Regions from separate parts of the Mus musculus genome. Here all the other regions are linked to region 3. The links are chromatin loops, found by intact Hi-C in ENCODE. Cell type or tissue: left cerebral cortex. All regions are shown on one strand. Region 1 has its middle 92 kb from the start of Gm32592. Region 2 overlaps Gm765 (predicted gene 765). Region 3 has its middle 4.7 kb from the start of Gm32783. Region 4 has its middle 7.8 kb from the start of Gm32646. Region 5 overlaps Gm765 (predicted gene 765). Region 6 has its middle 19 kb from the start of Gm32646. Region 7 overlaps Gm32646 (a long non-coding RNA gene).

Region 1 (4,000 bases), 380 kb after region 3:
GTGTGTGTGTGTGTGTGTACTAACGGTTAGTCTCAGGCATCATTCTTTGGGTATCATTCCTCAAGCCTACCTTGTGTTTTTAGAATAGATCTCTCCTGGATCTGGAACTTGGGTAATTGGCAAGTTCCAGGAATCTACCTATTTCTACCTGCCCAGCACTGAGAATATGAGATTATAAATCCTCCCATACTGGGCTTTTCCATGTGACTTCTAGGAATCAGCATCTGGCCCTGATGCATACAAAAGGGGATATGCCAACTGCTCCATCTCTCCAACCATACTGTTTGTTCAGAGCATACATTTCTCTGCATATGAGACAGTAGAGATTAGAGAGGGTCATTTCCAAATCAAAGTGAAGTTGCAGAATGAATGCTGGTGTAAATCTTTATTCTTAGATTCATCTTTGGCATTATGGCTTCAGTGAGGAAGAAGTTTCTAAAAGCTCTCTAACCTCTTTTACTTCATTCAGAAACTTAATGTAGACAAAAGACAGGGTCCCAACAGGCAGGCACATGACATTCAACTGACAATAGAAGATTGTTATTTCCTCCAGATAAGCCCATAGCTTTAGCTATCTTTAGTTCACCATCTTCAGACTTCAGAGAAGAATACAGATTAGAATGATGAATCTGTGGTGTGCTTGTCCTATGAGTCTCTAACAGCAAAGAAATTTCTGGAGACATCACCATGTATTCTGTTTCTAATGTTGCCAGACATTACCAATAAACAGCAGTCCCAAGAGGCCCTTGGGTTTATCAGACTATATAACTCAAGATTCCTTACTCAACCTTGGAGTGGTTGCTTTCAATATGGCTTGACCACCAAATGTGGAAGGCAGTTGCGCAATGTCTCCGTGAACTGAGTTTGGATCAGTAGCCAAGAGTAAGTTAACTGATCCTCATCAATAAGGTTGTACTTCTGACCCTGTCTATATCACCAAGTCTGAAGACATTCATCTGGGTTTAGAAGGCAGATGTGCCCAAATGGTACACAAATTCACAAAAGACCTTGTGAAACCCCAGCTATCTGAAACCACTGTGTACTTGCTACTGCTTAGAGCTCTCTGATTCAGTGGAAAGATCTAGAAGGTACAAATACATAGTGTGAAAGCCCGCCATAACCTTTGCCTGAGTGCTTCACACACAGCCATGAGGACCCTCCACCAAAGTGCCTTGAAAGGGTGAGAAATTTGATCAGTCCATATTCAGCCTAATCAAAATGGAGCCCCTGTATTTTTCCACTCTGGGTTAGGTCACCCAATGACTAGCACAATAGGCAAAGGCATGCAAGGCATTCTGCCGACATATCCCGTTTGTAAACAGGGGATGATAGATTGATAAGCAAAGATGACCAGAGACCCCTTTCTTAGAGACTAACCTGAGCTACAGTTCCGCTTACACGTTAAGCCTCACTATAAAATTAATACGTACATTGATCCTGCTCTTTTTGAAGAAATTGAGGCAGGTAGACTTTGAATATGCTACTGCCTTCAAAATTTATCTAAGTAAATAATTATTTTGAAAGCTAAGATTTAGGCAGCTTTTGTATTCCACGTTATGCTAACGCCTGACAATTACTAAGTGTGGGTATCAGCTAGTGTTGTGGGGTTTTTTTTTTAAGTTTAATTTAAAGCAATTTGACATGGAAAGGTTATTACTTTAGTTGCCAATAAAAGCTGTACTTTTAACATAAGTGTACAGTAGGCCCTAGGGTATGTGACTATTATCTTTTCTGCAATTATGTGGTGTTCTACATAATGTTAAAAAAAAAACTTAAGAAATATCAAAAGTACTAACTTAGATAACCGTGTGCAAGTGGAATGCAGAAAGCAGGCTCTTCTCACAGGACATGGGGTGAGGTTTCCCCCTACAGCTTAGACAGAGAACAACACCAGCTGGCTTTGAATAAATTAATTCAAATGATATCTTCAAAACACACACTTAGCAACCAGAATATCGATTGCATGAACATTCTGTCTTTAGATGCAGTTGTTCAGATTCATAAGCTAAATGCCATTAACAGTAGGAGCAAGCCTCTGAACCAATTAACCTATTTTTCTGGAGATGCTAAGTTACCAAAATAAAAAGAACATTTCTCAGATGGTGTTTGCCATCCAAAGCTTTTCATATGTCCCAGAGAGAAAGAAAATAATCTCTTGCCAGTAATTGGGTAACTTTTTCTCTTCCCTTGATCTTTCAGAGAGATTGAGCTTGAGCAAAACAAAATGAAATGCTAATATTTTGTTCTTAAAAAAGAAGAAGACAGCATTAACCCAGCTCACCTGCCCTCACCCTCCCAGACTTATCTCAGAGGTGTTCATATTTAACTAATGGGAGAGATTCAAGAAAAGAGCCTGAAAACGAATTTAATCAATAGCTACTGTCAATTTTTCATTATTATGGGATATTCCTTTCCTATAATGAGAAATCATTCATGAAAAGTGAAGCCAGCAAAATGGAGACATGCACCCGGCCATCTGCCTAATAGAAGCATTTTGTCTATCAAAAGAGAGAGATGCGGGGCTGGAAAGGTGTCCTCATACTCCGTCAGCTCTGCCCATGTGAGCGGAAGTTATTTCTGAACAGTACTTTGAAAAAATATCACGCTCACCACAATTACTATTAGGGAAAAAAAGTATACTTAATGAGAGTGTTTACCCTTGACCTAAACACCTGTAAAAATCTTACCTTCTTTATCCAAAGAATCCAAAAACTATGGGTACTACCCACATGGGCACTGTCACTATGGACAAGTCAAAGCCCTTGAAGGCAGTGGGACTCCAGTGTCTATGAGCTAACATCTGGATGGAGAATGTCCCCAAAAGGCCTAGGAGTAAAAGGATTGGTTCTCAGTTACATGCTCTTGGGAGTTAGCAGAGACTTTGAGATACAGGGCCTACTGCAAGGTCTTTAGGGCAAGGGCTGAAACTGTATCTCATTTGTAGAGTTCTTGCCTAGTACACGGAAGGTCCTCATTCCAACTCTGGCACTACCGGAATAGGCATAAAAAAGGAACCAATGACAAGAAGTCATCTTGACAGTTCTTCAGGGCTAGCAGAACTCCATAATTAAAGAGTTGGATGTGTAGGTGTAAGGGCCTGAATTCAGATTCTCAGGATTCACACAAAAACATAGGAATGGCAGTAGATATGTGTAACCCAAGTGCTAGTGAGGGGGAGGAAACAGGCAGATCCTGGGGACCTATGGGCAAGCCATTCTAGCTGAAATAGCAAACTGTGTCCAGAGGGAGACCCTGTCTCAAAAAGTGAGGTAAAGGACATTAGGTGAAAATACCAGAAGTCAACCACTGGCCTCCATATACACACAAAAGAGCACCTGAACATACACAAATGCCACACACACACACACACACACACACACACACACACACAGAGAGAGAGAGAGAGAGAGAGAGAGAGAGAGAGAGAGAGAGAGAGAGAGAGAGAAGCAGACAGACAGGGACAGAGACAAATGAGAGAGACAGACACACATCAAATGTAGAGAGATGTATAATACATTATATTGTATTTTATTTATTAATGTATATGAAGATGATCACCAGAGACATTGTTCAAAGATGAACAGTGTGATCAACCATGGCTGGACTTGGTGTATCAATCAGATCTAAGATATCTTACTATAGTCATGGAAACCTGATTGATACAACAAGTCCAGCTTCTATGTATATAAAACATATCACCTTGGGCTGGGGAAGCAGTTGTCAGTACACATATTCTAAGTTCGAACCCTAATTTTCATTCCTAAGTCTAAGAACATCTATAAATTTGCTTATTCTCCATTTGACTAAGTTTCATTGTAAATACCTGGGATTAATACTCTCATTTTTCCAATAAAGTTGTAGACATTGAATGCACAGTAAGCATTTGGAACCCGACTCATAGTATAGTAATAGTATTACTATAGCTTTTGCTCAGACTCCTCTTAGCTTCCTCTTAATACACTCCTCTATTCTTGTTTAGCTTTTTGGAAAAACATCTCCT
Region 2 (4,000 bases), 220 kb after region 3:
CCGTAAAGCTACCTGAACCATTTCCTGGCCAGTCAATTCACTTCTACTCTCCATGTCCTTTCCCTGGAGTCACATGGGTGACCCTCAGCAAATGTCTTGCTGTATTGAGTAGGCTGACCTCCTACTCAGTAGTGTGTTTTTGTTTGCCTTGCCCTTGCATAGTGGTTTTGTTGTGTAGACCTTACACAAATAATGACCCTGCCATCAAACAGCAGCTTCAGCCTCTGGCTTACTTCAATTGTTAGATTTACCAATATCCCCTAATGTCAAGATATTGAGTTCTTTAGTTCTCTTCTCTTGAAAATCTTGCATTCCATCCATTTCTAATTAGTCATTAACACTTTCTTTATGCTCCTTGGTTATCTTTCGGTTGAATGATGGATTCCAGGATTCCCAACAGTGATCTCCCATTCTACTACTGTTCTTTCAATCTGCTGCCAGTGTGCTCACAGTTAATTTGAGCAAGTATTTTCCTGCTTGGAATTCTCCTTCCAGTGACTTACAACTCTCTAAGTGTTAAGATGTACTGATTTCTCAATTTCTATTTCCTGGAATTTCTTACAATTGCAGTCTTATACTCCAGCCAAATTAATCTGTTCTTAACGGTCCTTCCAATGTATTGTGTCAATGCATGATGCATGATATTATGGTTTTGTGGGTTTTTGTTTGTTTGTTTGTTTGTTTTTCAAGACAGGGTTTCTCTGTAGCCCTGGCTGTCCTGGAACTCACTTTGTAGACCAGGCTGTCCTCAAACTCAGAAATCCACCTGCCTCTGCCTCCCAAGTGCTGGGATTAAAGGCGTGTGCCACCATGCCCGGCTATGATATTAGGTTTTATACTAGAGATTCATATGATATTTTTATTATAATGTTGCACAACCATTTGTTTGTGTGTGTGTGTCTCATCAGATTCTATGCTGAAGACTGTAAGTCACAACCTATGGCTTGGTATTCTTTATATTGTGCTTCAGTATAATAAGCCCTTGCCTATTCACCCATTTCCTTCGCCATTTAACTTCCTAGCTTTTAAATAATAAAAACAGACTATATTAACTTGCTTTAGACTCTTATTTTGATCATTTTAGAAGCAAGTTCTACAAAGAACAAACACAGTCAGAATAAAGTCAAATGATAATGACTAAGGGAGGGAGACACTGGATACTGGTAAGTGGGAAGGTCATAAATTCTGAGTTTTACAAGAGATATGCTGTCATATATTATTTTATAATACAATGAAATTATAGCTTGGGTTTATGATGCAAAAATTAGTATGAAGCCCAGGGTAAAAGATTCTATACTTTCTAGACAATGTGTGACTCATTTAATAGAACATAGATATCACATGATAAAGAAGATATATGAAGTATCCAAGAGTATACTTCTTGAGTATACCTTTTAGAGCAGACTTAAAAAGGACACCACTAATTTTCCACATGGGATGCAATTGCAACTGTTCCTACCATTGTAAAGAACACTTGCCTAAGAAGTGTTAGCTCTATCTTACTGATAACGTGGTGCTAAATTCTGACTGTGAGCATGCTGAAATGAAGATTAAGTCACAGAAGGAGCATTGTCATGTCTGGGGAAGGTAAGAGTAAAGGACTTTAAATGGAAGGAGAGAAAATGAATACAACAGCAACCAGGGTTTGTCTCCCTCTATAATCAGGCTCCCAACAGGTACAGTGCCATGTACCTTCTCTTAGTTTGGCTCACAAGTTTAAACATAAAATATGGAGCATTATGTAAATTTAAAAAACAATGCATATATTATTAGCATCAAGTATGCTTCAGATATTGTTATATATACCTAGATTGTTATTAAATATAGTATTAAGCCCTATACATGGCCCCAGGCATCTTTTTTTTAAAGATTTATTTATTTATTATATGTAAGTACGCTGTAACTGTCTGTAGACACGTTTTCTTCTTACTCCAGCCCCGCTCACTCGCTGGAGCTATCTTCAGATACCCCAGAAGAGGGCATCAGATCTCATTATGGATAGTTGTAAGCCATCATGTGGTTGCTGGGATTTGAACTCACGACCTTCAGAAGAGCAGTTGATGCTCTGAACCATTGAGCCATCTCTCCATCCCAGCACCAGGCATCTTTATCTAAAAACCTACTTGTCATTAAGAAAAGGTTCAAATTTGAAGGTATATTTTGTATTTTTATTTGATGACCCTCCCATCTTGAGACTCTCCACTTTGTCTTCATAATGTGTCATTCTAAGAAACACAGCAGACTGAACAATAACTGGGTTACTGAAAAACAGGACAGCCTAATCTTCGCTGCATAAGCAAGAATATGACTTTTATTCTTTTTTCGTAAATGTGTAAAAGTATCAAAATATGATTTTTCTAAGACTCCTGACACTGTCAGTACTTTTTAATGGTTGCTGTGTTCCCCAGAATATCCTCATACACTCTGGGTACTAATAGTGTATAGTGAACTTTGCTATCTCTCCGGGGATAAAAGAGCTTGCTCTCTGCCTATCTACACATATGTATTTAACAATGCATGTTATTGTTACGTAAATGGAGGCTGTTGTCAATTTCAGTGTGCTGCCATATCAAAAGAACAAAGCAGGCAGGAAGATCAAGAGGATGATCTAACATATGCACACTAATAACAACGTCAGTGTCCTAAATGGTGGTTGGCAGCCCTCTCCTGCAGAGGTTGTTTTAAACAGCATCAGTCGACAAAGTGGTGCAAACACACAGGCTGGTGACAGGGAGAACACATTTTAAACTGTCAACCTTTCTGCTGTCCTTTGAATGAATAGCAATTACATAACTGGAAGAACCTTATTTTGCATTTGAAAAAATATATATAAAGCAGTTTGCAAAGTGTTATGCAAGACTCTGTCTTCTAAATTCTTTGCAGAAATTCAGCACTTATTTTTAACTGTCATCTCTCTTTTTTTCCTGTTGTTACCTTTTCTCTTGGTAAGGTCGGTATCAGTATTAAGTAGTTCAGAATTTAAAATGCTTTCTATTTAAATTATTAACAAATTCGTTTCTAGAGAACACCGGTCGTTAACTGCACTCGAAGTCCAGTTTAGAATTTCCTCAGTTCCCCGGGCTTTTCCCTCCGTCAGAATTACAACATGAAAAGACTTAGCTGATTTTCAACTATTTTGTTAAAGTTTTAATCTGTTTTTGTCTTAAACGACGAAGAAAGAAAATACTAGCTAAAATAATTTCATATGAACAAAATTTTATTGGGTCTCCTCCTTCCCCAGATCTCCATCTTCTTTGAAAATCATTTTGGAAGAAAAAAAAAGAAGAAGAAGAAGAAAAAAAAAACTCTTTAAAAATGCAGACTTGACGCCAAGAGAAATACATTGCTGGTACCCTAAATAGTTAATGTATTTTCTAAATGAATGATTTAAAATAGCTATTAAAGGAGAGGAAATGAGCTTAGGTTTCTAGTAATGACTTCTCCTCTTCAGAACGAAATCTGTAAATCCCTGATTGCGATGCCAAATCCCCCAAGGACCAGCAGTGCTGGGACCGAGGCTCACTGGCTCCGTGTTTAATAGCTCCAGATAAGTAGCGTGATTTTTATATATGTAATTTGGGAGAATATTCAGAATTTATAGTCCTGGAGACAATTTATGAATGAATTCCCTTTTGAAAGTACATTATCCTAAAAATCAACTATTCCACCCAAATTGTAAGCAGAGCATATAGGAATGTGAGAAACCTGGGTATAAATGCAGGGACATATATGTGTATGTTCATATATGCACACACACACACACACACACACACACACACACACACACACTCACACACACACAATATGAGGACCATTTTATCTACAAGAGCAAAATGATTCAGTCTGGGATTGTTAATAAAAACGCATTTCTAACCATCACATTTGAGTCTATTATTCTAAGTTAATTGCATTTGCCCTAAAGAGACTTACAGCTGGCTGTCAGCCTGTTTGTGGCAGTTCTGTTTCACTCATCAGTCAATCTTGTCTCCGCTCCCTTTTT
Region 3 (4,000 bases):
TCATAGGAAAGACACCCCAAGTGATTGAGAAAGTGGCTCAATGGTTCATGTCATTCCCCAAATGTGGGTCCTTTCCCCTTCACTAGCTTTTAATCTCGGCAGCCTCAGGACTGTGTGATGGATGCTTACATTCCCAGATCGAATGTTCCACGAGGCACATTACCAGCCAGCAAGGGATGCGTGTTAGTGAGAAAGAAGGCAGCTTCACTTCCAGCACACTCCTGCAAATCTGAAAGCAGAGGTGTCTACCTTGGCATTAGTAACAAGGCTATGTAGGCAGCCCAAGCACAGTGGCTTCTCCAGCCTTCTCTTGCTCTGTTGGCTGTTCCCGGAGCCTGCTTTCCTCCGTGGCCCTGCAAGTGAGTGAAGGGGAGGTGATGGATGTGCTGGGATCAGATGGAGAGGTGGAGCCATCTGCCCCAACTCCCAAGTTATTTTTGGCGCAGTAGCTGCAGCTTTGGTTTGCGCCTTTTAACAGTTCATTTAACTGAGGAGGAAGGAGTAGATGCTGAGCTGGCGGGGACCCGGGGTTGGGGAAGGTTTGTTCCCTCTTTTCTGACTGTGCTCTTCACACACTCTTTCTCAAAGGCACTTATTCATTTATTTATTCCCCAAATCTTCCGTTGTCCTTACTTTTTCCATCAAAGGATTTTTCTCTCTTGTGGATGGCTACGGAGTCAGGTCTTGCCAGCATTGAGTTCAGGATATTTACCACCCACTACTGCTTACTCATGTTATTTTGAATGATCAAGACACAGTGTCTTCTGGGTTATTCTTGTTGCATTTGAGCGATGTCCAAAAATCCTGGGTTTTCTTCCCAAATCTCCAACACCACAAGTAGTCCCTGTGAATAGCTTTGCTACAGTCTTCTTCTTCTTCTTCTTCTTCTTCTTCTTCTTCTTCTTCTTCTTCTTCTTCTTCTTCTTCTTTTCTTCTTCTTTTCTTCTTCTTTTCTTCTTCTTCTTCTTCTTCTTCTTCTTCTTCTTCTTCTTCTTCTTCTTCTTCTTCTTCTTCTTCTTCTTCTTCTTCTTCTTCTTCTTCTTCTCCTTCACCTTTAAACATTGTTTGACAATTTTCTTTCCTTCAATATATTGTGGGAGGAGGAGTGGGTGGGTGGAGTCTTTCATTCTTGAGTTGCATTAAAATTCGTCTTTATTCTCCAACTTTCGCTTTTCTTCCCTACCCTTTTCTCCACCCTTGCACTCTGTGCTCTGTCCCTTTAAAACCATAACCCTGGAATGAGGTTTAAAATAGAGATGTAGGGAAGATAATGCAGCATTGGTCTGTTGCAGACATGGAAGAGGACTCTGGGAGAAGAGAGTGTTCAGTGGCACGGGTGATAGATGGGAGGGGGAGCCCTGAGACTTAGGGCTTCTGTCAATCACACTGAAGTAATTATGATACCACATGGAAACATGCAACTCTGCAAGCTAACTAAAAAGAAAGAACTGATTTTCCCGAAGAGACAGAAGTCCCCTTTGCACCATGTGAGTCAGCTTCTCTTCTTGGCTCCTGGGGAGTCACATGACTTCAGCCCACACTGCTTGTTGCCTTCCTTTTCAACAATGCAGTTGGATCCCTACAGAGAGATTCGCTTCACTGTTTTCCTGGGTTCATGACACAACTGTATGTTAATCTCTCTCCCAGCTACCTTCTGTTTACATTGTCTTAATGACATTTCCCCTTAAAACCTAAATAGCAAGAACAATAAAGAAAAGGGCTTTCAATTTGAAAGAGCAAATGCATATCTAGATAGAAAGTAAAAAAACAAACAAACAAAAAAAAACCAACAAAAAACTTGCTTAGAAGTTATTTGTTGCTATGATAGTCATGGACTATGGAAAGATATATTTAAAAAAGTCAGCGCTGGAAAAAGAAAACACTAATAAAAAGAGCTCCTAAGAGCAGAGTGATATTACCACAAAGGAAAAAGTATGCCTTAATCAATTCACACACACACACACACACACACACACACACACACACACACACACACACACACACACACACACCATTACCCAGGTCACTTTCTCAGGTGTAATTTCATCCATTCAGCTCAAATGTAGCCTTAGGGCCCTGCTCAGCTCATGTCCCTGAGCAGGAAAAGACATCACAGTTTGTAGATCTGGACCAGGAAGGAGAGATGAAATCTCTGTGGTTACAGGTACTTACATTTTTATTTGTGAAGGTCAGTGGTCTGTAGATGATGAGTCACTTTCCATGAGGGCTCAAAGGCACTTTTTTCCCATTATTATTAGTTATGTTATTTATTTACAATGTAAATGTTATCCCTCTTCCAGGTTCCACCTCTATGAGCCCCCAACCCCATATCCCTTCCCTTTGCCTCTGAGAGGGTGCTCCCCCACCCTCATCCACTCTACCTCACCCCTCTAGGGTACCCCTTCTCTGGGTCATCAAGCTTCCACAGGACCAAGCACATCCCCTCCCACTGAGGCCAGACAAGGCAGTCCTCCGCTAACATATATATCGAGGGCCATGGACAAGCCCGTGTATGCTCCAAAGGTACTTTTAATGTACCTGTTCCGTCCATTGGAAGCTCTGGAAGGAAGCTGTTGTGTGGTTGACCAGTGAGAGGCCCATGGCTTTGACTATCTCAAGTCAGGAAGAGCAGAGCCACAGGGTTCAAATGTGAACACCAATGCTGGCAAGGACAGTATGACCCAAGGGAGACACAAGGATTCCCCTATGTTCACTTTCCAATAAACTATCAATAACAAAGCATCCGTAGGATGACTGAGCATCAAGGAAGTTGATGGCTCTCAGAATGGATGGTGGGAAAAATCATCCTGTACCTGGATGGGTACCATGGATGAGGAAAGTGGGCCAGGGACATGATGCTGACACACCGTGAGCCTGCTTGAGACAAAGAGGAGTAGTTTTGCTTTTCTCTACAGGCAGCTGTTCCTTTCAGCTCTACTCAGTATATTTTTGCCCCAGTAGGGGGAAAAAAAAAAAAAACCCTCAGACCTGGGATTGCCAGATTTTCCGGGAAGCTGGAAATCCGGGCTTTTATGTGAAACCTCCCAATTTTTACTTTTTGGCAATTAATTCAAACTTAAAGCATGGCGAAAGCCAAAGAAAACACATCTGCAGCCACACAGGCCCCAGGAGCCTCCCGCAGTGACCTCTGATGTATGCGAGCATGTTTGTAACAGAGCCTGCCTCATTATAGCTATTCCACAAATATTTGTCTCATCTTTTCCTTGTCATACCCAACATGAGAAAAGAAAAATAACCAATCTGAGTGTTTCAGACAGTCACCCGACTCCTCAGGTTTAAGGAACTGATTTATGTCTTAAGCGGTAGGTTAGCATGTTTAGTCTTAGTCACTGTTATGGTAAAATGCTTAACTTTGGGTATAGGTTGTACTTTGGAAAGTTTAATTGGGACCTCTGGATTGGTAATGGAAGTTTAAATTTTTGACAGAAGACAGACAGACAGACAGACAGACAGACAGACACACACACACACACACATACACACAAACACACACAAAGGACCTATACACTTGTGACTCATATTAAGGAAACTTTTTTAGATTTCTCTACCTTTTTATTATTAAAAAAATTAACAGCTACATACATTCATGCACATTCAGCATGTTTGGCCTGTATACACACTGTGAAATGGCTAAAGCTATCTCACGTATGTATTACAGTGTGTGTCTATATATGAGACTTAACATCATATTCCTTACAGATGTTCCAGTATAGCTATGTTTTCTAAATTGCAGTCACTGTGAGGACATAGAGAGGAGTCCTGTGAATTCATGTATGATGCTTAACAGAAATTTTGTGTCTGTTGCCCAAGATCCCTCTAATCTCTGATTTCAAGCTTGCTGGGAACCACAGGAAACTCAGTCTTCTCCATGCAAGTGTGAATGAGTTCTTCTGATTCCAGGGGTGCCCTAGATACTCCCCCATTGCCTTCAGAGGAGCTGGACCTAGCTACAAGAGCTGCATCTTCAAGCCACTCCCCC
Region 4 (4,000 bases), 120 kb after region 3:
TGTTTTTAAAAGAACTGTTGAGTTCCTTATTCAGTAGAGATTTCTGCTATCAGATATCAGGCACTAAGATGTTCACAGGGGAAGGAAAATAAAACCCTGGTTTTATCAGGAGACCTGCTGTAAAACAGCTGACTGAAGAAAGGCTGATAAATAGAGAGCAAACAAGGGAAAGAATCGTGAGCTATTAGGAAGGAAAGAAGAATGACAGAATAAATAAGTTAGGACAAGGCAGTTTCTGAATTATGTTTGTCAGCTGAAAAATTACATCAGTGTTTAATATGGTTCTGAGTGTACTTAGACACCACTAAGAAAAAGAGCGTGAGAATAGCCCTGAAAAGAAAGCCGGTTATGCTTCACCTCATGAATGACCACAGCCATAATCTGCTAAAGTCATGACATAAAAATATAATGACTAGAACAACGGCTAAGATATGCAAGATCAGCTATAGGAGCTTACATAAAATTAACTCTGTCAAAATTATTATTTTTTGTTTTGTTTTATCAAGAAGGATAAGAAATCCAAGCTACGTGATGGATAGATTTATATTTACAAAATACATCTCCAACTGCGAACTCATCCTAGAAAATCTAACAGTCAAATCTCAATATTAGCTGCAGGGATAGGTCTGGGAGGAGAAGAGCATACTGCTCTCGTAGAGAACCCGAGTTCAAGTACAAATGTCAGACAGCTCACAAAGGCCTTTCGCTCTAACTCCAGGCGATTCAAAGTCTCTGAAATCCCTAGGTACCCTGCACATGCACAAACCTAGGCCCCCCTACACATGCATAATTAAAAGTAATAAAATAAATAAAAGTAAGACTATTTCGCTTTACCCAACACATTAAAGAATAAACATTGCATAATTATATTGATTGGTACAGAAGAAAGAATTTTACAGGACTTAAGCCTATGCATACTGAAAGTCCTTAGCAAACTAGAGCAGAGAAAAACTTCTTCCACATGGTAAAGGTGCAAAAACCTGAAGCTAAAGCAGAACAAATAACGGGAAATTGGACTCACTGTCCTAAAATTAGGAGTAGTGTGAAGACATTCTCGTTTCTCTCTAATCTTATTCAACGATGTCTATGAAGTCCTAGATACTGAAATAAGACAAGAAGAGCATATAAGTCCCATGGCTTGAAAATGAAGACAAAAATGTACTTTAGTGCAAGATGACAAAATTACGTATGCAGATATTTCAGATTGCCCTTAATAGCAGCAACTATGTTTTTAGCAAATTGAAAATTGATGATTTTTCTGCCACATTCTAAAATCGCCTTCTTCATTTTCTGATATGTAAAGTAATGTAGAACCAGGCATGGTGGCTCACATCTGTAATCCTGGCACTTCAGAAGCTGAAGCAAAGGAGTTCTTTGAGTTCAAGTCACCATTGGCTACATAATGGTTTGAAGATAAGCATGGGCTATAGAGGGAGATTCAATCATTAAAAAAAAAAATCCAAAGTGATGAAAAACTGCCTTTATTAGTGGACAATGATTTTTCACTTAGCAAATCTCAAATATTCTATCCAAATACTTTTTGAATTGGTGAGTCAAGACAGCAAGGCTCTGGAATACCCGTTTACTATGTGAAAAATCAGTTGCTTTACAAATATGCACTACGCTTTCCCAATAAATAAGTCCATAAAGTATGGAAACAATATACTATTTATTTTGAGACAGGGTCTACTATGGTCCAAACTAGCTTTGAACTCACCATGGAGCAGAGGATGGCCTGGAACTCCTTATTCTCCAACCTCCACATCTAGAGTTTTGGGATGACCGCATGTAGAGACAGACACTCTTGGGTTCTGTAGTTGATGCTGGTTATAGTACCAGATATACACAGGCTTAAATTTAACAAGGTATTCCCAACCCTTTGTGCATCAAAACCACGGTGAAAGAAAACAGGATCTAAATCATAGAAAGATATTCTGTGTCTATGGATTGAAAGACTTAACATCACCTCTCTGAAGAACGGATTCATAGATTCATCATAACTCCAGAAACAAATTAGTAAGCAACTGTGTGAATGTTTATACTGATGCTGAAGTTTCTCCAGCAGAAAGAAAATCGACTGGGCTGACAATGCCGTACTGAAGAAGAAAGTTGGGTGACTCGACACTGCAATATCAGAACTCGGCACAGGACTACATTGATCTAGTGTCATGGTACTAGTGAGAGAAGAGACCCAGGGAGTAATAGGGCATAACAAAGAGCTCATTGAGAGAGCCAAACAAAGACAGTCCAGTTCGAGATGATGAAGACACAAAAGGAATTCAGTTAAAAAGGAGAAATATCCCAGCAAATGCTGCTAGAAGATGGGTGCTTCCCTGTGTGCACACAAATAAAATGAGATGCAGATGTTAACTTCAGAAATATTAGTCCAAACATATAATACACCTAAGTACAAGCTTTTGGACCTCAAGAAGGAAACATTAGCTGAGCCAATGCAACCATGACTTTGAATAAAATACCAAAGGCACAGTTATGGGGAAATTTTGAAAAAAAAATATTCAAATTATAAATGAAAAAACTTTTTATTTTTATTTTTATTTTTTTTTGAAAAAACTTTTTAAAAAGCCCCCCCAAACCATAAATTTCAGCTTTTGGAAATATTTGCAGAAAATGTATATAATGGGATACTTATGCCCAAGCATATAAATTCATATATCTATCTATATCTATCTATCTATCTATCTATCTATATATATATATATACACACATATATATGCATTAAAACTAACAATAAGATATCATTTTAATTTTTAAACAAGCCAAAGTGTTAAACTTAAACCTCAATTAAAATATTTACAGAAAGGATATAAAATCATAAAAAGATATTAAACATTCTTAAAGTCAAGAAATGCAAGTTAAACTGTAAGAAATACTACATGTATATGTACAATGGTTAACATCTAAACTAAAAAGAAAGAAAGAAAGAAAGAAAGAAAGAAAGAAAGAAAGAAAGAAAGAGAGAGAGAGAGAGAGAGAAAGAGAGAGAGAGGTGAGAGGCTAAGAGCACATCACTTGTGATCTTATTTTTACAACTGAGGTTGCAGAACCACAGGGCTCCACTTCACTCCCCAGGGGAATGCAGAATGGCACTGCCACTCTGAGAAGCAGTTTGGCAATTTTTTACAAAATTGAAAACAATCTTAACATCTGATCCAGCAATTCTGTTTATAGGTGTTTATCTGACTTATTTTAAAAGTGATGTCTATATAAATGTTTACATATATATTTTTATGATTGACTTGTTGGATAATTGTTGGAACATAGAAACTGCCAAGATGCTTTCCCATAGGTGGTCAGATTAGTACACCTACCCTACATGATATCATTAGGTGACAGCATGACATGACTCATCTGGTACAAAGCAAAAGACATGGGAGAAAGCTAAACTGATGTTGTTAAGTAAATCAAGCCATTGTGAAAAGGCTACACATCTGATGATTCCAATTTCACCACACTTTTGGGAAAGGCAAAATTACTCCAAAGATCAGAGTTGCTCAGGTTTATGGGAGAAGGCATAGAGGATGAAAAAGATGGAGAGCAACGAATTTTTAGGGTGGCAAAACAACCTTGCACAATACTGTAGTAGCAGGTATATGACAAACTGTATTGTTCAAAACCTATCAAGTTTAACAACACAAAGAAAACACCTTATTATGTACAAATTAATAAAGAAAATCCAAGTGGTCAGAAAGATCTAACAATAAATGGAGAATGTGACAAAGCAGTTTTAGGTAAATTTCCCACATACAAAACCACCCCGCCCCCCACAAAAAGAATCAGGTCAAGTAAGTCTGGAAATGTATGAACTGCCAAGCGGAAGGCCAGAAAGTGGCACTTGATGGGATCATCTCATTATATAATGGTTCTGCCCAACTGGTTCATCTACAACTGAAATCTGCACCCAAGGCTCAGGAACACCAGTGATATAGGGCAGAAAGCCCAAGGGCCGGGGTGGGATGCACCCAGGAAATCTCAACAATA
Region 5 (4,000 bases), 260 kb after region 3:
CTTGATCTTGAAAGAGGAATCAATGGAAACTTCTAAATTACCAGTGGAAGGAGGGGGCCAGACAAAGACTAGTCTCAAGTCTAAATAAATGGAACAATGACCATACAAGGAAAAGAAATCCAGCCATGGGTTCTCCAGGGATAGGTAGTGTTACCCACTTCAGGGAGATGAAGGGCTTAGTAAAATAGGCTGTTAAATGGAAAAGATGTGACTGGTAACCAAAATAAAGGATACAAAGATCCGTTATAATCATGAGAGTGTGACTTGTGGTGACCACAGGCCTTTAAAGAAACTATACACTGTCATTTTTCTTTGAATTCTCCAGCGATGAATAACAACTGAAATGAAATTTACACTCAGCAAATGCAACCTGGCTGGGAACAGGCTCACAGCATAGATTTAGCGGCAAACTCCACAGAATCAACACATAAGTTATGAGTGTGGACAAATGCTACCTTAGATAAGGGGCTAGGAAAGAAGTGAAGGAGATAGGGGAAAAGGGAGAGAGGCAGGAAGGGAGGAAAAGAGGGAGGGAGGAAGGGAAAAAGGAGGGAAGGAGCAAGGGCCAGATCTTACATGAGTGGATCTGTAAGTAGAAACCAAAAAATGAATTAAAGGAGAAAGAACGAGTAAGTGAGAGAAATAAATATAAAAAAGAAGAGCTAGGGAAAAAAGATAGGGGAGGATTGTAAGGAAACAGAATGAAAAAAAAAAACTATATCAACAAGACTATGGTAAGGAGCCAGGTAGGAAGAACAGTTACCCATATTTCTTGAGTTATGGACTTAGAGAATATTTGGGCAAAAAATTTATCAAGTCACATTTACTGAGCAAAAATGAAAACCACTGAAATGTTTCCTTAATAATGTAGAGTAAATAAATGAATAGCTGCTGTCACATTGATTCATCTATTGCATGTGGGTGCTCAATAAATGTTAATTGAATTAAATTAATAACATTTGCTCAGCAGTAATAAAAAATTAATTAACTGTCTGTCTTACTGTTGCTTAGTTTATGCCCAGTAGTTCTTACAATTACTTCTAACCCAAACAGGGATTTTTCTATTACAGTGACTTTCAGGATACACTTTAATCTTTTTTTTTTTTTTTCTAAGAACTAGAGAGAAGCTCCTAATTTTTGTCCCAATTTTGGTTTGTATTTTAGGGGTGGAAATTTTATTTTCTTCAAGTTAATGTCAGGAACTATGTATAACATCCCAAATATAGTTTCACGGGTTCCTTATTTAATTCTAAAATACCAGCTCGCGCAAAGGATCGGATGCCACTTTTCCTTGTGTTCCTCCTTTTAGCCCATGCTGCTTTTTAATACTTTGGAGACAATGTCAAATAACACTGTAAAGGGAGAAATCTGGGGGAATTATTGTTAGCATTCCAGCTATAAAAAAGAAGGAAGCTGTCAGTAACATTCACCCCCCACCACCACCAAACCAAAAAAAAAAAAAAAAAAAAAAATGTGACTCACTTCAGATGTCAGAATTCTGGGTTGAACAGACTGGGTTCTGAATTCTGCGCGTGTCAGATGATTTTTTAATGCGCATCAGATAGTTCCCACTGGGGGATTAAAAAAATAAAAATATAAACAGAGATACAGAGTTAAAATAACTTTATGAATGGCAGTTTAAATTCTCCATAAAATCCTCTCTGTGCAAACCTGGTGTGCTCCAAATGGCTGCTTAATGTAGCAAACCACTTACATTCAAAATGCTATACTTAAAAAATGCTGTACTTAAAAAAGTTGTCGCAAAATTAAAAAGAGAATCATATACCACTTGGCTGTAAACTGTGCTCTCTGCATGTTTTTACATTCCAGTAACCTCTATCCAACTTTTTTGTTGTTGTTGTTACAGAATTACTTTGTGCAAAAGCAATTTAAATTACATGCAGTCTGACTGTGCGTGATGATTTGAACTGATTGTTAATGAAGTCTGCTAGGCAAAGAGCTGCTGCAATCTCTATAGGCATCGTGGTTTGCTATCAGCTCTCTCCTGAGCTGACTTTGAATGGACAACACACAGTAGCCGTTCTTCAAGTGTGCAAGAAATCAGCCATAATTTATCATGCAGAGAAAGGAGGTCTGTCGAGCTAAGTTATTTGCAAGACTGGCTTTATGGTATTAATGCATCTCAAGTCTTAGAGTACAGAGATATTGCTGATGTGTAGTCTCAGCCACTAAAAAAACAGCTACTTGAGATAGAGGCAAAGAATACATTAAGGACATGTATAATATTTATAAAAGACAAAGATAAGAACAAAGCTTTTGCAGTCCCTGAACTCAGATCTCAGTTGACTACAGCGGAGTCCTTGGGCAACTTACTAAAGCCCAAGTTCTAAACCTTGAGATTTCTCCTGCACTTGCTCAATCCAATTCTAATTCTAATAACTCACGTAAGATAGTACTAACTTTTACTTTCCCCAGGTCGTAAAAGAAGTCAGCAGCAACCTCTGTCTCCTAAACTCATTCAGACAGGTGTTTTAGCATGATGAGCTTGATCAGCAAGAATGTAAAACTCGATACATACCAGAGGCACACGTATACATGTGTTTTCATACAAAGCAATCGTTTTCAACCTGAGCAATTTTGTCCCAGGATAGAAATATGACAATGTAAACAGTAATTTTTTTTTTTATTATCATAGCTTAGGGAGACAAACTACAACTAAGTGTCTCCTAAATAGAAGATGATAAGGTGCCCTTATGTATCCATTGTCTGGCTCACAATCTTGACACGGCTAAGCAATTGAAGACAGTATTTAAATACCCATCTTAGTGGGAAGTGGCTCATGGTTGGATGTCTTTTATATCCAAGTAAATAAGGAAAGTAAACTTATTTTCACCATGACCATCACCAACATCATTGTGTTATTAACATGGCAAGTATTTCTTGAGTTGGAGGAGCCTAGAGTTTGCCAACATGTAATGCCAATTCTATTTCCACATTCAGCATTCAATACTACATTAATTGCTGTCAACAATAGATGTTTTTTCCTGAACCCCTACTTCTGCCAATCTTTTTTAGGGTGGATTAAACCACTACCAAGGGATTTAAAGCCAGCAGCATATGGGAAAGGGAATAAAAATTAAACATTGTCAAAAACCAAGGCTGTTTGGAAAATTGGAAAGAAACAAAAATGGCCCACGAGGACTGCATGTGGCAGACTGTTTGGTCTTCTTCCAGTTCAAGACTTCAGAAAGAGAGGCCATCTCAGGATGGGTTTTGAGAACCCCTGATTGACAAGTCTGTGGATTGATCTTTCTCTGCCTTCCCCTTCCCAAAAGCAGAACTCCTTAGAACTCCCAGACTCGTCTGCAGGTTGGATTGACCTGAGAAGTTTCAGTAAAGTCCTCAAGGGATGGTGATTTGGTGGGGCTGCTAGGGAGAATGATATTTGAACTTTTGAACAGGTCAGCAACTTTAGATTTCTCAGCTGATTGGATGCTAGAGATGTTTCAGAGAATCACATTCCTGTAAAAGAAAAGACCAATTGAAAACGGGCCATAAACATGGACTAAGAAAGAGTGGATTTCCCACACTGAGCTGGGTTTTCTTCTCCCGTCAGGTCAGCCTACCTCAAGTCCCCCAGTGAGCACTGCTGAGTCACCCAAGCCCTGGACTCTCTGGAGAATGGAATTCCTAAGCATGTCTTTTCCATCTCTCAACAGTTCCACCTGAGGATGCCCCTGGGACCAGCCTGGGGTGTGCTTAAGAATGTACTCATGGGCTTCCTCCTTTTCCATCGCAGGACTTTGTTTATAGACGTAGCTGTGTTAAATATCAAGCTGCCCTCCGGCTTTGGCCTCCCTCTGAAACAGCCAGATAGAACACAGCTTTTCTACACCTCCCCCCAGTTGCTAAGGTGTGCTTGTGATGGGCACATTGAATCCCAGTGTTCAGTCCAGTTTGGGCTCTACTTACAAACTTTGCTTTATTACAAGGATTGAGGTCATGAGCCTTTTCAACTTTCCCTTTGCCTCTTCAAACT
Region 6 (4,000 bases), 130 kb after region 3:
ATCATTTCCCCGAAGAGGATTCTGGAAACATGAACAAAAAACGATAGCCTACAGACAACAAAAATGTATCCTAAAATGCTGGGGGTGGGGGGGTGGGAAGTCCATTCTAGAGTGTCTCGACAGCACGTGCAACTTATTAGAATTCTGGGGAGACACACTCTAGAAATGTCACGCAGCATCCTTTATTTAGCCAATGTAATAAAAGCGCCTCCGTTTGCCCGGCACCTAAGTGGTCACTGTTCTACTTAGCCCTCACATATAACTGGGATAATGACTCATGAGGAGACTTCTGTAATTTTTAGCTAAGAAGCCATCTGTGCTTAAGGACCATGTCCTTACAGCCACAAATCCCAGGATTACAGTCCCAGCTCCATGATTGACACAGGGTTGGGTCACTCCTCTGAGTGAAATAGGGCTTACTTCTTCATTCAGAGTTAAATTCTCGATATATAATGTTTTGATATCCTCATTCTAAAATATGAATGTATAATTCTAAAGCAGCTTAGCAGTCAAAAAGTTCTCAAAAAATCTGAATGTTCTGAATTTATATTATGAAGTTTCATCATGCCCCAGTCTAAGAAGTGTTAGATGGTAGCATCTTAGTCAATGATTAAGCATTTATCTTACGGCATTCACAAAACTAAATCCAATTGCATTTCTAGCCTCAAACTCTACCTCCAGATTTATTTTTCAAATTTCAAATTAGTGTCAGAAATGTGTTAAATGAATATTTGTTGGCAGAAGTATCTGGAAAGGACAGAGGACATTTAGTTTGAGTTAGTGAATAACTTTGTGTCTCTATCGTCTGTCTGTCTGTCTGTCTGTCTGTCTGTCTGTCTGTCTGTCACTGTTTTTGCAATAGAAACATGACTTGCTTGCATAGTAAGCAGCTCCTATTGAAAAGAATGAACAGTCCTCACCCGTTACCCAGCACTGGAAACAATGCTAACTGAACCAAGGCGGAATCTATGAGCTGAATTCAGGAAACTTGGCACACGAGAGTCTTAACTCGAGCGCCAAGCCGTACAAAGGATAAGAATAGAATCAGATAATGTGGGAAACTATTTTTTTCTTTTCTTTCTATTAAATCTCCAGCTTCCCTTCATTCCCTCCCCATCTCCTACCATCGTTCTAATCCCCTTGTTTATGACAGAGACACTGAAGGAAGACGGTGAAGACAACAAAGCCCTAGGCTTTGAATAGCAAATGTACAACGAAAAATCTGTTTTCCTCACTAATTCAAATTTCTCCGAAGAAAGAGAGGATCTTCATAGTAAAACTACTCCAAATGACATGTTACAGTGGGATCCCCAAAGCTCACATTCACCATCAGCTCAGCCTTGGGTACTCATGTGTGTTCTTCAGGGTCTGGAAAGCCTTATTAACAAAGATCAATACATTCTCACCTAATCCATCCTGAGGTCTTAATGCTATGTAACCACTGCTTTCTCTAAAATAATTTTCTCTAAATAATACCAACAGTATATCTATAAAGTATCAGAAATAACATTAAAAGAGTCTTCTAAATATTTTCTTCAATATGGCTACCCAACTTGCCAAAGATGGGAAAGGGCTCAAGATAGTTTTAAATAATAGTAATACAATTTAATAAGGTTGCCTTTTTATTAGCTGCATTTAACCAGTCCTTCTGATCTCTCATATTATAATCAGCAGCTAAACAGCTTTCCTGTGCAGCTGTTGTAACCACCTCATTTAACATTAGGTATATCTTTTAGCTTAATTAAAGCATTCCTCTCTTTCAGTAATAGTAGATTGTTTTCAGTTCGCCCATTATGTGTAATTGTTTTCTTTGATCCATTCAAAACGTGGCTATTTTTCATGGCTAATTAAATCAACACTTGACCACTGCATTTAATGCTTAACTCAGTTTTATTTCTAATCTTGCACACCGGGCTTCTGCACATCCTATGTCTTGCTCATAACGTGAAGTTACTCACGGCCTCCAGCTTGTCCTTATAAGTAGAGGCAATGTGTATATATGAGGAATTCCAGCAGAGGGCACTCAAGCAAGAATAATCATTTCTGTAAGAAGAGAAATTGATGATGATGTTTCCTGATATTTCTTTTTTTTTTTCATTTTCAAATCAAATTAACATCAGAGTATGTGTGCATGAGTGTATAAGTGTGTTGGGGGCTGGGGTGGGCGGGACAAATCTATCCTTGGCGAGCCAACTCGTTTCTCACTTAACCTCTCTCTCAGCTGAATAAGAGCCACTGTGTGCACAAGATAAGAGACAAGATATTTTCAAAACACTCCTAGTATTAAAACCAAAGCCATAAATTCTGTTTCAACAACTGACATTTTTATCACTGTCTACTTTGGCTTCCTTTACATTTTATGGATTTCTTAAGGATAAGTCTCTATCATTCAGAAAAGTACTCAAACTTCTGAAGAGTGTTCCTTCTTGCCAAGACACTGCTAAACACATTCTAATGAAAAAGTATTAATATAAACAAAAGCAAGCCAGCATTAAATTTTATAGGGAAAAAACCCCAGAAGATATATTCCCTTTCTCTAGGAGGGACTGGAGATGCAGTTTCCTGCTTCTACCATATACAACCAGGGCAGGTCCAATGACTCGCTGTTTCCAGCCAGTGAGGTCTCCAGGACATCTTGTCAAGAAGGCCTAGTCAATGACCAAAAGCACTGATTAGGGAATCACTAGGTCAGGAGGCCTAGTCAATGACTAAAAGCATCGATTAGGGATCACTGGGTCAGGAGCATGGACATCCAGTGCCCTTCATTCCGGCACTTAGAGCTGTTAAACGTTAAAAGCTCTCCAGGAGGAAAGAACCAGGCTCACAGCCTTTGCCAATTTTCACAGTGTAAATTCTTCACACCATGGTAAATTTCAAACATGAAGCCGCTGAACTTGATGCGGGGCAGATGTACAGTCGCACATCACGAGATCACACTGCCAGCCCACCCTACAGTAGACACAAATAACTTCAAGGGCAAATGGAAGCAAAAATATAGGACGTTTTGAGTGTGTATTTCTGTTCTAGTGGAATTATTTAAATAGAAATTAGTGTAATTTAATTTTTGGTGATGGCTGGTTTTGACAAATGGTTGGTGAGACTGTTGTGAATTGTCAGTAGTTTGTAAGAGCTGAGTGTGCTACCCCATCAGTACAAAAGACCTTCTAGAACTTACAATTCAGAGAGGCAGACCCCGTGGCAAGAGTGAGAATCAACTGTTCTTTCTTTCATTTAGGGACCTTGATTTTTCTGAACACAGAAAATTGTTTCCAATTCATGGACTGTTTTCTCACTTTGAAAATTAATTTTCCTTCTACTAGATGCATTTTAAATATTTAATCATTTATGGTAATCCTCGTGGATTTTTTTATCACATCCATTACAGCTTAACTTTATGAAAATAATGGTATTTCTGAAAACATAACAAAATAAATATTAGACTTTCAAAGGGAGATATCACATTTATGCAGAGAAAACGATTTTCACTTTGGATAAGCAGGCATTGCCCTGAAAGACAATAATAAAAGAAAAAAATATTAGTAGCTTCTAGCCACACACCATATCAATTCTAGAAGCTTTATATTTTAGTCCTGTTTCCCAAAAGGTGTTTGAATGGGTTTAAATAACACACTAAGAACATGTTACCAACATCTCCTCATTGTGACCTTCTCTTTGACATAATCAGAGAACCTGAAACTGAATTTAAAAAAAAAATTTTTTTTTGAGGGGCTGGAAACTCTTTTCATGGCATGGTGCATAGCCAGCACCAATAACTAAATGAGGAAACAAATCAACCAAAATATAAGTGGATAGTCTCACTATGTAATTAAAGGTTGTTTCACCCCCACACACATGTACTTGAAATCCTTCAGAGCACACCCCAAGTCTTCTTGTCTTCCGTGAATATACAGCTCTGGTAATAGCACAGTCACCCTTTGAGGGCTATTGATTAACATCCCTCCACCCCAGTAATTTCCATTCTGTACCAACAAGCTCAGTT
Region 7 (4,000 bases), 94 kb after region 3:
AAAAAAGATTTTTGTCAATAAACTTGCTTTGAGCTTTTTCAAAAAGGAAACCTAAGCTAAAAAGGTATAATTCTTTGAGCAAGGAAATGATCCTTAAACTAAATTGTAACCACATTTTTAATGTTTTTGAATTGAAAATAAGAGAAAATAAGTAGGAAAAATTATTCCAGGAGAAAAGCTGAGAAGAAAATTATGGAAAAATCAGAGTTAGGAATTAGCAATGAATTTTTTTTTCTTAAGCTGGGCCAGTAACATAGCTCAGTTGGTAAAGGGATTGGCTTGGTGACCTGAGTTGGATTCTACAAGGTGGAAGGAGAGAATAAACTTCCTCAAGTTGTCCTTGAGTCCACATGCCCACATGAAAAATATTAGATTGCGTACACATTCACACATAAGTGAGTAAATATAATTAAGTTTTTTAAAGAAAAAATTAGCTGATTAGTAGTTATAGTGCATGCTTATTTTTTGTTAGTTGGAGAAAACACTAGACAACAAGTCGATCACAGAATTATTCTATTCAAATTCCTAAGGTTCATTTATTATCCAAAGAACATTGGTCTGGGGTACAAGAGACTGCCTGATGCAAGAATCAGGCAAGGGCTGAAAGGGAAATTTGCCTTCTGAGTTTCAGACGTTCCCTAGCGTCACTCAGTTGCTCAGTTCAATGCATACACAGTTACTGGGTGGCACAGACAGTGAACTTCAGTCTCCCTCCAACTCTTCTCTCTTCAATTACACAATGATCCCCAATGCTCTCCAGAAACACATTTGTCTACTTGGACTCCAGTGTGTGATGGAAGATAAACTTCTGCTTACCGCAAGAGGGCTTACCGCAATATGTTAATTGTCAGTGCAGACAAGAAAGGGGTGTCACGGCAAAGATAAAGGAAACCAAAGAGTGAAGGAGAAAAACAGTAAGGCTTTGGAGCAGCCTTGGTGACTTGGGGTCCAGGCTTGGAGAGTTACAAAGTCTCTTTTGAGATTCTAAATGACTATTTCCGCAAGTTCCCTCAACTTTCCCTAGATTAACGTTTTCTAAATAACAGTGACAATGACTCATGTCCCAAATTCTGACGTCTTGCAATATTGGTGTGCAATGTCTAACACTACATATTTGTTTGATGAACTTATTTTTTCTTGCTTTTGAAAATATTTTATTCATTCCTTGAGACTTTAATATAATATATTTCAATCATTTTCACCCGCAATTCTTCCCCTTTCCTTGATGGAGGGCTGAACCAGGGATCAAACCCAGGCTTCCAAATGCTGAGCAAGCACTTCACCACTTCAAATCTCAAAGGAACATTCTCTCTGTCAAATCAAGTCTCTTTACAATTTTATCTTACCTGCAGGCGTTATGGCTTTGACTGATATACAACTAATTCACACAGAACCAAGTTTTGCTTCTTTTGTTAGCTATTTCATACTTCCAGCCTTATCTTACACTTAAGAAACTTCATGTTCAGAAATGTATACAATTTGCCCTGGAGGATACAACTCAAATTTGAATACGAATGTGCCATGTGGTAAAGTTGCCCTCTAAAACCTGAAATTAACTTTGAGGATGTTGTGGAAAATGAGGGGATGGGCTTGCCAACCAGCAAAAGGAGAAACGCGATAGAGAAGGAGTTTTGGATGATTGCTTAATCCAAGCAAAAACAGTTCAGTGTCTATTTCCATTGTAAATTTCCCAAGTCTAAAAAAAAATGCAAGGTTCATATAGTTTCCTTCAGATGCTTCAAGCTTTGAAACAGAATGAGGCAAAGAGTCACATTTTCAAAGGCTTGCAGAAAAATGAATTAAGGTCGACTTCTCATTAGCCTGTGTCTATTTTTTTTCAGTCTATTAACAGTGTACATAAGGGTCGACATTCCACAAAGCAATATAAACCACATTTTATCACAGGCTCGTAATTTTGGAATTAGAGAATTTTGGCTCCAAAGCTTTAAGGCTGACAGATAGCTGTAATAATTCCAAAAGGAATCTAAATTTATGTGTGTCTGAGCAGAACATCCAGCATTTACATTTTTCAACGACGCACTCCCTATGTGGCGGATGAAGTGAAAAGTCAAAATCTAAGGGATGAGCATAAAATGTACAGGACATCTTTAGGATACCCAAAATTATGAAGAACAACTTCCGGTCACATAAAACCCATTTTATGGTGTATGCTTACAATACAGAAAGAGACTCTTTCAGGAAACTCCTCCAGCTACTTAAACTGCATGCGTGCACACACACACACACACACACAGAGCTAAGGAACACAAAGATGTGTGTTGTGGAAAGGAACTCAGTGCTAGGCATGTGCTGTGTTTGACTGAACTGTTAAGAAAGATGACACTACTTTAGAATTTTACATGCTGATTTGTCAAAGAAACCAGATTTTCTAAATCAAAAAACAGCTAGAAATACATGTTAAGATAGGATCTACAAAATCACTTCAAATCCATTTTGGATGAAAAGGCTAATTTACTTTAGTCTAAAAACACACAGAAAACATTATTCACTCCCAGAAGAAATCAGTAAAGATGACTCCAGGATGAAATCAACACAGGGAAATCGCATGTTCTTTTTACGTGGCAAACATATCCAAATCTCTCATGGGCTAGAACGATCCTTCATTCTTCTGTTACTATCTGCTTATAAACCCTATCATCTTCCCCAGGTGATGATCCTGTCTAAGTGGTGCACATCACAGATGGACTTCTAGAAATTTTGTTTTGAGGCAACGGTCACTTCGTCCACTGTTATTTAATATTATTTTTGGAATTTCTGGATAATCCAAAAAAGAAAAACGATATCACTATTACAAAGAAGGAGATAAAATCATAAATATTTGCTAGGAGCTCAGAAAAGCTAAGAAAATTGGACTTAATAAACATTCAAGATTATTACTCATAATAAAAATGGGCAAGTAAAAGATTAGATTACAGTATTACATTTTGTCTAATATATCAGCACGTTATAACAAATTATTCTGCTGTAAAGACTATCAGATGAACTCGCCTTTCCCCAGTGTTGAGGACATAAATTAGAACCATGTTTCTTAAAGGTAATTGGATCATACATATTAGATATTTATATTTTGGATTCAATAATTTTGCTTTTAGCATTTTTTCTAAGAAAATTGGATCATGTAAAAGTGAAATAGAATAATTTCACATACACACATGTGTGTATAGACACATCCAATGTTCATTAAAAAGTATATATGTGTATATACATATACAGATATATGTATATATGTATATACACACATATATTCTCTTGAAATATTAAAATCATTGTAAAAAAATCAGTATTCTAAGGAAGTGTGATGTGTATGTCACATCCTTCCTTCCATAGCTGGGGATCATTCTGCGAGAGAGATCAGAAAGATTGTGAGAGCCAGAAAGGGTAGATGACTTCTAGAAAAAAATGTGTTCTCCAGACACAAGGGAAGGTGCACATACAAACTCACAAATACTGTAACAACATGCACAAGACCCGTGCAAGTTCAAACCAGACAAAATTCTAGCACAGAGTGGGAAAGTGGGGCAGGAAGTCCTACTCCTAGTTGAGGACTTATTGGCATTTAGTTGCTTCTGGAAAAAGGAGAGTCAGTTTTAATAATGTGGTTGGCTACACTCCAGGGCATGCCCCACTCCCAAGAGTAGTTTGGCAACACAAACTGGACTCATTAAGAAAATAATTAAAAAATCTCAAAGTTGGACAGATAGTGTGGTGAGAGTGAGGAAAGTAGATATGAAAGTAGTGAGAGGGTAAGAATGATTAAAACTTTATGAAATCTTCCAAAAATAATAAAATTTTTTAAAAAGAATTTTATAAAATACATTAAAATTGTTTCTGATATGCTAGTAAGCTAGGAATTGAATATAAAATTTAGTATGTAGCAATATTCACATCTTGACTCTAAAGAACTGACATTTGGATCTGGAGATGGCTCAGTGGGCAAAGTGCTTGCCACACATGTAGGAAGACAAGACTTCAGAGTCCT

Evidence for each region. A loop is a pair of places that touch in the nucleus more often than their neighbours do. Peaks named below come from ENCODE experiments on the same cell type or tissue, not always from the same donor. Only the 100,000 strongest peaks of a DNase experiment are listed, where the experiment ranks them.
Region 1: a loop joins it to region 3, with 4 times the contacts of the local background. A loop is called at or near these places in 9 of 42 quality-filtered maps.
Region 2: a loop joins it to region 3, with 2.7 times the contacts of the local background. A loop is called at or near these places in 2 of 42 quality-filtered maps.
Region 4: a loop joins it to region 3, with 2.3 times the contacts of the local background. A loop is called at or near these places in 2 of 42 quality-filtered maps.
Region 5: a loop joins it to region 3, with 2.6 times the contacts of the local background. A loop is called at or near these places in 2 of 42 quality-filtered maps.
Region 6: a loop joins it to region 3, with 5 times the contacts of the local background. A loop is called at or near these places in 2 of 42 quality-filtered maps.
Region 7: a loop joins it to region 3, with 2.6 times the contacts of the local background. A loop is called at or near these places in 2 of 42 quality-filtered maps.

What each region holds. Positions count from the first base shown.
Region 1 is chr6:98,130,995-98,134,994 of GRCm38, reverse strand. No RefSeq gene overlaps it. Among named protein-coding and RNA genes, the nearest start is that of Gm32592, 92 kb to the left of the region's middle. In left cerebral cortex, a CTCF peak has its summit at 1,872; a DNase peak (open chromatin) is centred at 1,873.
Region 2 is chr6:98,287,211-98,291,210 of GRCm38, reverse strand. The region is part of intron 2 of Gm765 (predicted gene 765); the gene reads left to right. Among named protein-coding and RNA genes, the nearest start is that of Gm32535, 31 kb to the right of the region's middle. In left cerebral cortex, a CTCF peak has its summit at 1,895; DNase peaks (open chromatin) are centred at 2,686 and 3,496; H3K27ac peaks cover 1,830 bases.
Region 3 is chr6:98,510,930-98,514,929 of GRCm38, reverse strand. No RefSeq gene overlaps it. Among named protein-coding and RNA genes, the nearest start is that of Gm32783, 4.7 kb to the left of the region's middle. In left cerebral cortex, no CTCF peak of the experiment used is centred here; DNase peaks (open chromatin) are centred at 364, 698 and 1,503; H3K27ac peaks cover 1,051 bases.
Region 4 is chr6:98,392,995-98,396,994 of GRCm38, reverse strand. No RefSeq gene overlaps it. Among named protein-coding and RNA genes, the nearest start is that of Gm32646, 7.8 kb to the left of the region's middle. In left cerebral cortex, no CTCF peak of the experiment used is centred here; a DNase peak (open chromatin) is centred at 2,192.
Region 5 is chr6:98,248,914-98,252,913 of GRCm38, reverse strand. All of the region lies in intron 2 of Gm765 (predicted gene 765), which reads left to right. Among named protein-coding and RNA genes, the nearest start is that of Gm32535, 7.4 kb to the left of the region's middle. In left cerebral cortex, no CTCF peak of the experiment used is centred here; DNase peaks (open chromatin) are centred at 1,348 and 1,933; H3K27ac peaks cover 1,648 bases.
Region 6 is chr6:98,381,595-98,385,594 of GRCm38, reverse strand. No RefSeq gene overlaps it. Among named protein-coding and RNA genes, the nearest start is that of Gm32646, 19 kb to the left of the region's middle. In left cerebral cortex, a CTCF peak has its summit at 2,003 (motif pointing right); DNase peaks (open chromatin) are centred at 226, 977, 1,999 and 2,764; H3K27ac peaks cover 1,782 bases.
Region 7 is chr6:98,417,157-98,421,156 of GRCm38, reverse strand. All of the region lies in intron 1 of Gm32646 (a long non-coding RNA gene), which reads right to left. Among named protein-coding and RNA genes, the nearest start is that of Gm32646, 16 kb to the right of the region's middle. In left cerebral cortex, no CTCF peak of the experiment used is centred here; DNase peaks (open chromatin) are centred at 1,642 and 2,019.